Linked DNA regions of Homo sapiens: regions 2, 3 and 4 are each linked to region 1. A link is a contact called in ENCODE Hi-C or POLR2A ChIA-PET data. All regions are on one chromosome and are shown on one strand. Each heading gives the region's core, a stretch centred on a gene start or an enhancer-like site at or near the end of the contact. The rest is flanking DNA. Distances are from core to core; before and after follow the strand shown. Region 1 overlaps RLF (RLF zinc finger). Region 2 has its middle 38 kb from the start of CAP1. Region 3 overlaps SMAP2 (small ArfGAP2). Region 4 overlaps CAP1 (cyclase associated actin cytoskeleton regulatory protein 1).

The links. Hi-C counts contacts between places; a loop is a spot of excess contacts on that map. ChIA-PET counts read pairs that join two places held with the same protein, here RNA polymerase II (POLR2A). Pooled maps may share reads with other maps.
Region 2: a pooled map shows a loop between it and region 1 (4-fold over the local background). The contact joins two enhancer-like sites. A Hi-C loop is called at or near these places in 2 of 37 single-sample maps with no recorded cell type and 2 of 50 pooled maps. POLR2A ChIA-PET finds 5 or more read pairs at or near these places in 1 of 52 experiments (activated CD8-positive, alpha-beta memory T cell).
Region 3: a loop to region 1 is called in a pooled map, with 5 times the contacts of the local background. The contact joins two enhancer-like sites. A Hi-C loop is called at or near these places in 1 of 168 maps with a recorded cell type or tissue (naive thymus-derived CD4-positive, alpha-beta T cell), 6 of 37 single-sample maps with no recorded cell type and 6 of 50 pooled maps. POLR2A ChIA-PET finds 5 or more read pairs at or near these places in 9 of 52 experiments (GM12878, HepG2, OCI-LY7 and 5 more).
Region 4: a pooled map shows a loop between it and region 1 (2.9-fold over the local background). The contact joins two enhancer-like sites. A Hi-C loop is called at or near these places in 1 of 168 maps with a recorded cell type or tissue (PC-3) and 2 of 50 pooled maps. POLR2A ChIA-PET finds 5 or more read pairs at or near these places in 9 of 52 experiments (AG04449, GM12878, HepG2 and 6 more).

The regions. Positions count from the first base shown.
Region 1 is chr1:40,231,139-40,234,238 of GRCh38, forward strand. It overlaps RLF (RLF zinc finger), which reads left to right. Exons shown (of 8, transcript NM_012421.4): 7 at 379-520. Among named protein-coding and RNA genes, the nearest start is that of TMCO2, 15 kb to the right of the region's middle. Within about 2 kb of position 1,438, at least 2 of the 41 ENCODE cell types and tissues checked have a DNase peak (open chromatin) inside an H3K27ac peak, as active enhancers do; they include OCI-LY7, where a contact is called at or near this core.
Region 2 is chr1:40,001,617-40,004,716 of GRCh38, forward strand. No RefSeq gene overlaps it. Among named protein-coding and RNA genes, the nearest start is that of CAP1, 38 kb to the right of the region's middle. Within about 2 kb of position 1,700, at least 2 of the 41 ENCODE cell types and tissues checked have a DNase peak (open chromatin) inside an H3K27ac peak, as active enhancers do.
Region 3 is chr1:40,398,997-40,402,096 of GRCh38, forward strand. The region is part of intron 1 of SMAP2 (small ArfGAP2); the gene reads left to right. Among named protein-coding and RNA genes, the nearest start is that of SMAP2, 27 kb to the left of the region's middle. Within about 2 kb of position 1,460, at least 3 of the 41 ENCODE cell types and tissues checked have a DNase peak (open chromatin) inside an H3K27ac peak, as active enhancers do.
Region 4 is chr1:40,063,309-40,066,408 of GRCh38, forward strand. CAP1 (cyclase associated actin cytoskeleton regulatory protein 1) reads left to right here. Exons shown (of 13, transcript NM_006367.4): 5 at 919-1,062; 6 at 1,166-1,251; 7 at 2,907-3,012. Among named protein-coding and RNA genes, the nearest start is that of CAP1, 24 kb to the left of the region's middle. Within about 2 kb of position 1,628, at least 5 of the 41 ENCODE cell types and tissues checked have a DNase peak (open chromatin) inside an H3K27ac peak, as active enhancers do; they include OCI-LY7, where a contact is called at or near this core.

The sequences.
Region 1 (3,100 bases), core at 188-2,687:
TTAGTGATGGCTGATTATTTCTGCCCATTAGGACAGGGCTTAATTCAATCAGTATATTAATCACCAGTGTGAAGGATAAAACCTTTTAGAACAACATGGGATCTAAATAAGTTTTTTTTAAATGCCACTGTTAAGGAGGTAGTGTTTTGTTTTTATTTTTCCCCCTAAACACAAGAGAGAAGTCAGGGAATTGTTACGGAGGATTCTTAACAATTTTATCAGTTTGGGAGAAAGCAGTGGTGAATATAGACAGCTTTTAATCTAGTTTTTGTTTTCTCTACTGTCAGCTTTCTACAGATCAAAAAATTGGGTTGCCGGGGGCAGGGCAGCAAATACCAGTTACTTTAAATGTTTTACCATGATCTTCTTTTTTTATAGGGAACTGACTCTTTTTTGGAGTAAACTGCAAAGAAGAATTGACCCTTCTTTAGATACTTTTTTGGAGCGCTGTCGTCAGTTTGGTGTCATAGCTAAAACGCAGCAGCATTTATTTTGCCTCATTAGAGTTATACAAACTGAAGTGAGTACTTTATGCCTTCTCTGCTAACTGTAGCTGGAGGAAAGAAATGAGTGGGAAGATAACTTCTCAGGAAATTCCCTTTAAAGGAAGATAAGAAATAATGAGTTTTAATAAGATTAATGGAATTGACCACATCTGACTGTTTCTCCAGATTGACTTCCTATAATTAATCAGAAACAAATTGATGGTCAAACAAGTTAGGTGATATTTATTTCTAATTACTGTGAATGAAGTTGTGTCTCCTGTCACGTTAAGAACATTTTAAGAGGCCAGGCACGGTGGCTCAAGCCTGTAATCCCAGCACTTTGGGAGGCCAAGGCGGGTGGATTACTTGAGCTCAGGAGTTCGAGACCAGCCTGGCCAACCTGGTGAAACCCCGTCTCTACTAAAAATACAAAAATTAGCCGGGCATGGTGGCGGGCGCCTGTAATCCCAGCTACTTTGGAGGCTGAGGCAGGAGAATCGCTTGAACAGGGAAGGCGGAGGTTGTGGTGAGCCAAGATTGCACTGCTGCACTCCAGCCTAGGTGACAGAGTGAGACTTGGTCTTTTTTTTTTTAAAAAAAAAAAAAAGAACATTTCAAGGTAACTATAGAACTTGCCTGTTTAAACAATTACTTTATAATTGGCCATTAGAACATTTTGTTTTGTTTAAATCTTTAATAAAGGTACTAATTTTCTATTGTTGAATAACATCACAAAAATTAATACTTAAAACAATGTCCGTTTTTATCAGTTCAGTTTTGTAAATCAGAAATCCAGCACAATGTGGCAGGATTCTCTTCTAAGATTATCATATTGGCTAAAATGTAGTTTGCCAGGCTAAGTTCTATCAGAGGCTCTGTGGAAAATCCACTTCAAAGCTTATTCTTATCGACAGGTTTCAGTTCCTGTGGTTGTAGGACTAAGGTTTCTGTTTTCTGGCTGGCTGCCAATCAGGGTCTGTTCTCAGGTGCTAGAAGCTACACTCAGTCTTTACCTCTGTTTTCAAGCAGCAAGGGTGCAACAAGTTGGTGCTTGAAACCTGACATCCTCCATCTCTGACTTTAGTTTTCAGTTTTTGGTTGAGACAGGTCTCGCTCTGTCACCCAGGCTGTAGTGCAGTGGTGCGATCATAGCTCATTACAGCTTCAAACTCCTTGGCTCAAGCAATCCTCCCGTCTCAGCCTCCAGAGTAGCTGAGATTGCAGGCGTGTGCCACTATACCTGGCTTTTTCTTTTTTGGCGGGGAGCAGTGGTAGATACAGGGTCTTGCTTTGTTGCCCAGACTGGTTCTGAACTCCTGGCCTCAAGCAATTCTCCCACCTCAGCCTTCCAAAGTGCTGGGATTATAGGTGTAAGCTGCCCCACCTGCTTGAACTTGGGAGGCAGAGGTGGCAGTGAGCCGAGATCACACCATTGCACTCCAGCCTGGGCGACAGAGTGAGACTCTGTCTCAAAAAAAAAAAAAAAAGCAAAGATTGAATGACTTGGCTATATCCTATGTGCGCTTGCAACAGTATGCCAAGTCACTCTTGATCCCTCACCTTCCTAGTTTAAGACCCACCAATTTCTTCAAAATTCAGCTCCACATTGCATATCCTGATTCACATTTATTCACTACTCCTTTCAGTAACTTTTTGGCATATCTGTTCAGAATATATAATAGTATTTCTGGTTACTTTTCTTTGAAAAATGTTGTTAGTGATTTTTCAAATGTTACCATCCCAGCCAGATTAGGCTGTTTAAGAAAGAATGGCCATTCTTTGCTGTCCACCTCACAGTCTTCCAAAAGGAGTTAGTAACTTGTTGAGAAACTGAATTATTTTAAAATTTAGCTGACTTTCCCCAAGTCCTCTCTGCTCTTACTTACAAATGATAAACTTCTATCACATCATCCTAATAAGTCAAGAGACCCATGGTCTAGTCCTGTGGAGCCACTAAAGCAACATGGCCTGTTTTACTTGGACTACATTCCAAATGAGAGGGAGAAACTTCTATATTCTTTAGGCCACTACTGTTGTGGGAAGTCTGCCACTCACAACAGAACCAGATCCTAGCTGATACAGGCTAGGTAATGCCTCTCTTTCAAAAAAGCTAGAGTCTCAGCTCGTCTGAAAGGTAGGGAGTTATCTCAATTGATTGTTCACAGTCAGTTACAGACTGAACTCTGTTCTACTCTTTCCCCCTTCTCACTATTACACTTGACTAGTTTTAAAGAAAAAAAAGTTGGAGTCTCAGTTTGCAAGGGATTCTACACTCACTCACTCCCTTTTCACCTACCAGTCCACATCTCTTCTACTCTTCAGGCCAAATATCTTCTTTTTTTTGAGACGGAGTCTCACTCTGTTGCCCAGGCTGGCATGCAGTGGCGTGATCTCAGCTCACTGCAACCTCCGCTTCCCAGGTTCAAGGGATTCTGATGCCTCAGCCTCCCAAGTAGCTGGGGCTTTGGGCCTGCATCACCATGCCTGGCTAATTTTTTGTATTTTTATTAGAAATGGGGTTTTGCCATGTTGGCCCTGCTGGTCTTAAACTCCATGCCTCAAGTGATGTGCCTGCCTCGGCCTCCCAAAGTGCTGGGATTACAGGTGTGAGCCAC
Region 2 (3,100 bases), core at 450-2,949, 230 kb before region 1:
AACTTCTTTCTGCCTGCTTTATTTCTGGCCATCAGTCCTTCTGGAAGGCAATGTGGAAAAGGACCAAATTCCACCATATTAATTACTGCTGAATGGGTAGCATAACATCAGAGCAGGAAGCCTGGATCATCACAGAAACCAGCCTTTCACTAGCTCATTAAAGGTCAACTTTGAAATGAGAGAAACAAGTAGAAATAGCAAGAATCTATCCGGAAAACATCCGGGTTATTATGACTATTTTCTCAGCATTATGCTGATTGTTCAGAGGTTGTTTGTACTGTATTATGAAGTGTGGAAAAGAGCCAAGATGATTAGGCCAACCTCTGTTATTTATAAGTTCCCTTGGCAGTAAGATCTCCCTCCTTTTTTTAAAAAAAAAAATTAATTTGCTAGGGATGGAATATCACACCATTTTTAATGAGATGGCCCCTGGCTTGCTATAGTATAGCCAGGGATGACACAGAAGCTATGTTTTCCAGCTATCTTTTTTTTTTTTTGAGATGGAGTCTCGCTCTGTCACCCAGGCTAGATTGCAGTGGCTGATTTTGGCTCACTGCAACCTCGGCCTCCAGGGTTTAAGCAATTCTTCTGTCTCAGCCTCCTGAGTAGCTGGGATTACAGGCGCTGGCCATCACACCCAACTAAATTTCATATTTTTAGTAGAGACAAGGTTTTGCCATGTTGGCCAGGCTGGAAGCTGTCTTTTAAATTGACCTGTGACTATATATCTGATGTGATCTGATTTGTATTTTGAAAAGTTCCCCTAGCTGTTGTGTGGAGAGCTGATAGTGGGGACAAGAGTAAAAGCAGGCAAATGAGTTAAGGGGGTATTGCAGTGGTGTAGGCAGGAGATGATGTGGGTTTAGCGTTGGTAGGTGGGACTTCTGATAAGTGGTTGGATCCTGGATATCTTTTGAAGGGAGAGACAACAGGACTGCTAAAGAATTGAACGTGAGGTGGGTGGGGTGGGGGTTGAGAGATGGGAGGAAAAGAGGATTGAAGGTTGCTTCCTAGAGTTTGGCCTGACCTAGTAGATGAAATTACAGAAAAAAGGAAGATGGCTGGGCGCAGTGGCTCATGCCTGTGATCCCAGCCCTTTGGGAGGCCGAGACGGGAGGATCACTTGAGGTCAGGAGTTCGAGACCAGCCTGGCTAACATGGTAAAACCCCATCTCTACTAAAAATACAAAAAATTAGCTGAGTGTGGTGGCACACGGCTGTAATCCTAGCTACTCGGGAGGCTGAGGTAGGAGAATCGCTTGAACCCAGGAGGTGGAGGTTGCAGTGAGCCAAGATTGTGCCATTTCACTCTAGCCTGGGCGACAAGAGCAAAACTCCATCTCAAAAAAAAAAAAAAAAAAGAGAAAGAATAAAGAAAAATGGAAGATGAGGGTAAACACATGTTTGAAAAAGACAATTGAGAATTCTTTTTTTTTAAAGTGAAATAGTTTACTAAATTGATTGAGTCTAATTCAAGAATTCTTTTTTGATCATGAAATTGACCAGGTCTATGACTCCACAGTCTAAGGGATACCTATTCTAAACAATGTAAATTTTCAAGTCAATCACTAAAATAGTCATCAATTAAATACTAAGCTCTATAAATGCCAATGCAAATGATATATTCACAGAAATAAATTTTATTTCTATTACCCTGACATAGAGAAAGCCATGTCGAGTCAGTGTTATAACTAGGTCAGCATAACCAAATTCCACTTCCTCTGGAGACTTTCAAGGCTTAAAAATAACATATAAGAAGAAGTAAAACTCAAATAACCACTGTATTTGTGGGCCAAGCAATAATATGTAAAATGCAACTCTTGAGGTTTCATTATCAACAGTAGACAATTCTGAATGATAATCTTAAATGGGCAAGTCTGATATATCTTCATTAATCAATTAATTTCTTTATTTTTGTAACTATCTCATATGCAAGCAAAAAATGCACTCAACTCCTTCCAAAAGGAGACAATTCATGTCCGGTTATGGCATTCATCCCTTCCCTGGTTACATTCATTCATTCAACACACATGTAATGAATGCCTACTATGTACCAGCCACAGTGCTAGTTTATGGGAACACAATTATGAGCAAGACAATCTATGAAGCTCGTAGTCTAGTTGGAGAGACAGAAAAGTAAACACACAGAACATTCAATTCAACATCTGCTGACTATATAATCTGAAGATGTTCTTGTAATAAATATTTAGAAATGCTGGCCAGACTGGGCACAGTGGCTCACGTCTGTAATCCCAACACCTGGGGAGGCCAAGGCGGGTGGATCGCCTGAGGTCACGAGTTTGAGACCAGCCTGGCCAATATGGCGAAACCCCTTCTCTACTAAAAATACAAAAATTAGCCGGATGTGGTGGCAGGTGCCTGTAATCTCAGCTACTTGGGAGGCTGAGGCAGGAGAGTTGGTTGAACCTGGGAGGTGGAGGTTGTGGTGAGCTGAGATGGCGCCACTGCACTCCAGCCTGGGCTACAAGAGTGAGACTCCACCTCAAAAAAAAAAAAAAAAAAAAAAAAAAGAAAGAAAGAAAGAAAAAGAAATGCTGGCCAAAATTTAAAGAAATGTAGAATGAAGTTGGAAGAAAAAAAACATCTCCAGGGTCCAGAGTGAAGAAAGAGCTGAAACCAGACAGATAAATAGTTTACTAAAGTGATAGAAACTGATCAACTTAGAGCAGAAGATGTAGCTATGCTGGGGAAGGGCTATAATTCCAACAATCTAAAATATTCTAGGATATACCTAATATGGGAGGGGACTACACAAAGGCATGGATCAAGAGGTGAGAGTCATTTGGTGCTACCTTGAAGGCTGAGTTCCACAACCTACCTGGCAAAGCGCTAAACCAACTGATGTGCTGGCCAATCAATGGCAAGACAATGTGATTGGGTGGGGGATGAGAGAAGTCATAAGTACCATGATCAGTTCCATGAATGAGGACTGTAGCTTCTACCAGTATTCCTTCCTTGCTGTGTCATGGATATTTTTTCTCCTTTATTGAGGTATAACTTACTTATAGTAATATGCAGAAAGTCAGATATATTTTTAAAGTAATTTTCTTTCTCTTTTCTCTTAGAATCGTGTGGTATG
Region 3 (3,100 bases), core at 210-2,709, 170 kb after region 1:
AAGTAAAGGGTGGCCAGGCACAGTGGCTCACTCCTGTAATCTCAGTGCTTTGGGAGGCCAAAGTAGGAAAATCACTTGAGGCCAGGAGTTCAAGACCAGCCTGAGCAACATAGTGAGACCCTGTCTCTTTTTTATTTCATTGATTTATTTTTATTTTTATTTTTTTCAGACAGAGCCTTGCTCTGTTGCCCAGGCTGGAGTGCAGTGGTGGGATCTCGGCCCACTGCAACCTCCGCCTCCTGGGCTCACGTGATTCTCCTGCCTTAGCCTCCCAAGTAGCTGGGACTACAGGCATGTGCCACTACGTGTGGCTATTTTTTTTTTTTTTTTTTTTTGTATTTTTAGTAGAGATGGGGTTTCACCATGTTGGCCAGGCTTGTCTCAAACTCCTGACCTCAGGTCATCTGTCCACCTCTGCCTCCCAAAGTGTTGGGATTACAGGCGTGAGCCACCGTGCCTGGCCCATTTCTTTTTTTTTTCTTTTCTTTCTTTCTCTTTTTTTTTTTTCCTGACTCTTAACACCACTCAATGACCCATCTTTACAAAAATAAAAAATTCAGCTGAGCGTGGTGGCTCATGCATCTAGTCCCAGCTACTTGGGAGACTGAGGTGGGAGGATTGCCTGAGCCTGACAGCCCAAGGCTGCTGTGAGCTATGATCGCACCACTGCACTCCAGCCTGGGTGAGAGAGTAAGACCCTGTCTCAAAAAAAAAAAAAGAAAAGAAAAGAAAGAGTGAAAAAAAGAGTAAAGGGTAAATGAAAGTTCATAACCTTTAAAAAAAAAGTCCTTATCTTTTAGAGATATATGCTGAAGTATATACAGATGAAATGGTATGATATTTAGGATTTGCTTCAGAATAATCCAGGTTGGAGTTGAGGGGCAGTGGGTGGGAGTATAGCTGAAACAAAATTGGCTAGGAGTTGATAATTGCTGAAGCTCATGGTTAATTATGCTCTGCTTTCGTTTGTTTGAAATTTTCTGTAAGGTAAAAACCAAAAGAAAGGGTAGAAGAGATGTTACAGTCGGGTTTAGACTGGGGAGCCAAGGAAAGACTCCTTTGAGGAAGAAACATTTCAGCTGAGACCCTTGTGATGTATAGGAGTTGGCCAGGCTGCAAGTGGCATTTGGCAGTTAGGGAAAGAGTTTTTTTAGGCAGCAGGAGCAGCATGTACAAAGTCCAGCAAGCCCTGAGGAAGGAACATGTTGGTCCCTTGAGGAAATGAAAGAAGGCTGCTACCATAGGAATTGAGAGGCTGCGGAAGGAGGCATGGGCTAGACCTTTAAGACCTTGGAAACTATGTTAAGGATTTTGTTATTTAATCCAATAGTAATAGAAGAATTTTAAGCAGCACAATGTGGCTTTGCTTCTTTAAGAGCTCAAGTTGGCTGTTTGGTGGAGAATGGTTTTGGTTTGGGCTCAAGGGAGAAGAGAATGTAAAAGTGGAGAGAGAGCTATTAGGAGGTTATTGCAGTGGTCCGAAAGAGTCTGGTGGCTTTAGATTACAGAAATAGTGATACAGATGGAGAGAAGAGATACTGATTTGACAGATATTTTTGTCTTGGTGATGTGGGGGCTGAAGGAGAGAGGTTTCATGATGCATAATTTTCTGACTGACGCAATGGAATGGATGGAGGTGTAGTTGACTAAGATGAAGAAAAAAGGAAGAGATTTTGTAGCAAGAGATTGAGAGCTTAGTTTGGAATATGCTATTCAGAAAATGTGCACCAATTTACATATTTACCTTTGTGTATGAGACTACATGGAAGGTTTATATTTAGAGGTGTGATCTGTACAGATTTGTGTTTTAGAAAGATTATTCTGGTGGTGGGATTCTGGAGACTAATTGCTTGTTAGTCTGTGAGCTTTTTGAATTGAGGAATCTCATCCTTATTTTCTCTGCCTTTGTATCCCCAGTACTTAGCAGGCAAATTGCTTGGCACATAGGTACACAATAAATAATGTTAAGAGAACCAATGCTGGTTGGGCGCGGTGGCTCACACCTGTAATCCCAGCACTCTGGGAGGCCGAGAAGGGCGGATCACTAGGTCAGGAGATCGAGACCATCCTGGCTACCAAGGTGAAACCCCGTCTCTACTAAAAATACAAAAACAAAATTAGCCGGGCGTGATCGCGGGCGCCTGTAGTCTCAGCTACTCGGGAGGCTGAGGCAGGAGAATGGCGTGAACTCGGGAGGCGGAACTTGCAGTGAGCCGAGATCGCGCCACTGCACTCCAGCCTGGGTGACAGAGCGAGATTCCGTCTCAAAACAAACAAACACACACAAAAAAGAACGAATGCTTATAGGTGAGACATGAGGTCTAGGTAGAAATGGATAGATTCTGGAAAAGTTTCCAAGATAGATTCCACAGGATTTGGATGGAAGATGGGAAAGTTCTCTCCCTTCGCGTAGCCTGCCCGTTGAACTTTTTGACAGGTCCGTTATGCCAGCAGGTCTAAATATAGGTAGCCATCAATTTATCAATGTTTTTTCCTCCTCAATATTTATTTGTTTGGAACTCCATAGATTAGAACTCAATGATATAATTATTATAATATTAGTAGTAGCTTGAAGTCCTCCATCACGCTAGTTCCCCTTTTCTGTCTGCTGAGTTGTCAATCCCAGAGCCCCTCTAATCCTGGCAGCTTTGGTGGTGGGGGAAGTTTCAGCAGCAAGAGGAATTTGCAGCAGTAGTTACTCCGTATGTAGAAGCTGTCCAGATGTTGAATATAAGTTGGATATTACGTATATGCTTTTCATTTTACAAATGGAGACATAAGCCCTAGAGAAACTTGTCAAAATACATGCAACAGGTCCGTGTAAACCCAGATTTTTCCGATACTGAACTGGTACTTAGGACAGTTGATTTCTTGACTGATCAACCAAATCCATCTCCATCTACTTTTTTCATTTTCCCTGATCCCTTATTGCAGAGTGATTCTATGTTAGTTTTAGTATTGCTTGATGCTGCCCACGCCTGCTCTTAGGCTCCTGTTGAATATGTGCACTTATGTGTGACCTTGTTCTTGTGTTGTGCCGATCACTACCAGTTTACATCACTTGTCTATCCTCTTTGCTTTCAAAATTGTTTGGCATATT
Region 4 (3,100 bases), core at 378-2,877, 170 kb before region 1:
CTGGGACTACAGGCATGCGCCACCATGCCCAGCTGATTTTTGTATTTTTATAGAGATGGGGTTTCCCCATGTTGCCCAGGCTGATCTTAAACTCCTGGACTCAAGCGATCTGCCCACCTTGGCCTCCCAAAGTGCTGGGATTACAGGCGTGAGCCACCATGCCTGGCCCTAATTCTTTTTATTATTTGTAGAGACAAAGTTGTGCTGTGTTGTTCAGTCTGTCTTGAACTCCTGGTCTCAAGCAGTTCTCCTGCCTTGGCCTCCCAAAGTGCTGGGATTACAGGCGTGGGTCACCATGCCCAGACTAAGCCCCCTAATTGCATTTGATTCATCAGTTCTTTACAGCAGCTACTATATGGCTGGCAATGCATTGGGGGCTTTCATGATGATAAAAGAGCTCGTCTTTGAAGAATTAATGAGAAAGTAAAACATATTCACATGGGTCCATTAATAGTTTGTATTGGTGAGTGATAAAATGCCAAGATTGGTTATGCTGACAACAAATGCTGTAGGAGGCTGGTGTGGCTGGGTTGGAGGGCCCTCATGAAGCATGAGGAAAATTTGGATTCATGGGAAAAAAAGAGAACATCATGAGTAAGGCACAGGAATGATGTCCTGAGTGTATGTCCTCTGAGTGGAACAAAAAAGAGACAGGTGGCTGAAATGGAGGTTCTGTGGTATAGCTGAAGTATGGGTCCTGATCATGAAGAACCATCAGGTGCAGCCTGAGGAGTTGGAACTCTACGAGGAGAGTGAGATGATGAGCAGTATTTTAGCCTTAGGAATCAGGACAGGACTCATGCAGTTTATTTGGGTGCTCACTAGAGTCCATAGAGAATTCTTGCCTTCAGGATCAGAAGGCATAGACACCTTTGTGGAAAGATGTTAACCTGAATCTTTTCTTGTATCTTTTCCTAGAATAAGCTTTCCGATTTGTTGGCACCCATCTCAGAGCAGATCAAAGAAGTGATAACCTTTCGGGAGAAGAACCGAGGCAGCAAGTTGTTTAATCACCTGTCAGCTGTCAGCGAAAGTATCCAGGCCCTGGGCTGGGTGGCTATGGTGAGCAGCGCAGATTCCAGGGCTGGGGGTGGGTATAGATTTTAAGAGGGAAGGCAATATAGTTGGAGAGGTCCTGAGTCACTGACAGCTTGTCTCTCTCTAGGCTCCCAAGCCTGGCCCTTATGTGAAAGAAATGAATGATGCCGCCATGTTTTATACAAACCGAGTCCTCAAAGAGTACAAAGATGTGTAAGTTCAGCCTTTTCTCTCTTTTTTTCTTTTCTGAGACAGTGTCTTGCGTTGTCACCCAGGCTGAAGTACAGTGGCACAATCACAGCTCATTGCAGCCTCAACCTCCCAGCTCAAACAATCCTCCCACCTCAGTCCTCCAAGTAGCTGGGACTTCAGGCACGCTCCACCATGCCTGGCTAATTTTCTAATTTTTTCGTAGAGATGAGGTCTCACTGTTTCCCAGGCTGGTCTCTAATGATTCTCCTGCCTTGGTCTCCCCAAAGTGCTGGGATTACAGGTGTGAGCCACTGTGCCCAGCCAAGTTCAGCTTTTTCTCAAGGGGTAAAGGATAAACCCATTTGGTTACTTGCTGGAGTAGCACTTTGGAGTTACTGAGGGCTGCCCTTAGCCACTGTGCTGGTTTTATCTCAGGGCTGCTTTCTGGAGAGCTTTACAGATATTGTCTCACAGCTGCATTTGCAAGCAGGAAATACTTCTGCTTCCACTTCTGCTTTCTCTCCTTTTTTGGTAGAGGCCCTTTTAGTCTTCTGATCCTTACCCTTCTGGGTTTAGGAAGTTTTGCTGGCAGTAACATGGACTAATGCCCTTTATATAAGATTTTGTTCCTTTGTTGAGAATTTGTTACTGGCCCAATGGCAAAGGGTTCAATAGGACTTAATAGAAATTTTTCATGAAGTCAGTTAAAGTGAGAGTAAGGCTGCCTAGCCAATGCAGGTATTACGTAGGGCAGTCATTGCATGTCTAACCACATACGTCTACCAGTTCTGACTTCTCCATTGCTGGTTTTGAGCTGGAATGATTGCAGGCAAAATTTATTAAGTTGCATATCTACACAAGCCTTTCCTTTCTTCCATCCTTCATCAATCAACAAACATTTATTAACTACTCTTTTTAAGGAAAACTACACCTTCCTGTGAGTGAAATGTGTCCCAGAACAACAGGCACTTCCTTATCCTTCTAGCAACATGGAATTAAGCATGACAGTGTTTTGATATATCCCACCATTATCCCATCACTTTACAGTTGAGGAAACTAGGTCTTAGGCTAAATAACCTTCCCAGTTAATACATAAGAAGAGAGGGGACTTGAACCGTAGGCACAATGCTATTTCTATAATTTAAGGCTGATTGTTTCCCCCTAAGGGAAAGTTTTTAAGTTTGCTTTTGGTCAGGGTGGGCATATTTTGACATAAGGCATTGTCTCATAAGGCAGTTAAGTTTCTTAGTCTTTAGAGTTCCACAGTGATACTTAAGAGCTCTCCTCTCTACCATGGTTTTATGCACAGAATGTCTGCTTTTATCAGTTTTACATATTAGATTGTGTTTAAGGTCTACTTTGAAAAAAGTTTCAATAAGCAGCAAGTGGTCAAAAGAAAAAAAAAAGTTTTGGTACTTAAAACAGTTTGAGAAACATTGCTATGAGAGATAGAGATAGAATCCAGAGTCTCTATCTTAGTGGAGTTTGGTCTGATTAGGGTAATAGACTAGGTTGTATATACATAGAAGCTGGTGATGATAGAAAAGCTGCCATTGAGCGGAGCCTAAGAAACACCACGGGTAGGAGAATGTGAGCCCATAGGAAAGAAGGGTTCTGGAGTCACCACTGTTATGTACCCGGATCACCTGTGACAAGTTCTTCTTTAATCCTCCCAGGGATAAGAAGCATGTAGACTGGGTCAAAGCTTATTTAAGTATATGGACAGAGCTGCAGGCTTACATTAAGGAGTTCCATACCACCGGACTGGCCTGGAGCAAAACGGTTAGTGAATCCTTCCTCCCTCCCTCCCTCCCTCCCACTTTCTCTCTCCAGCATGGGGTCCACAGGTTTCTTAGACTTCAGCACTACC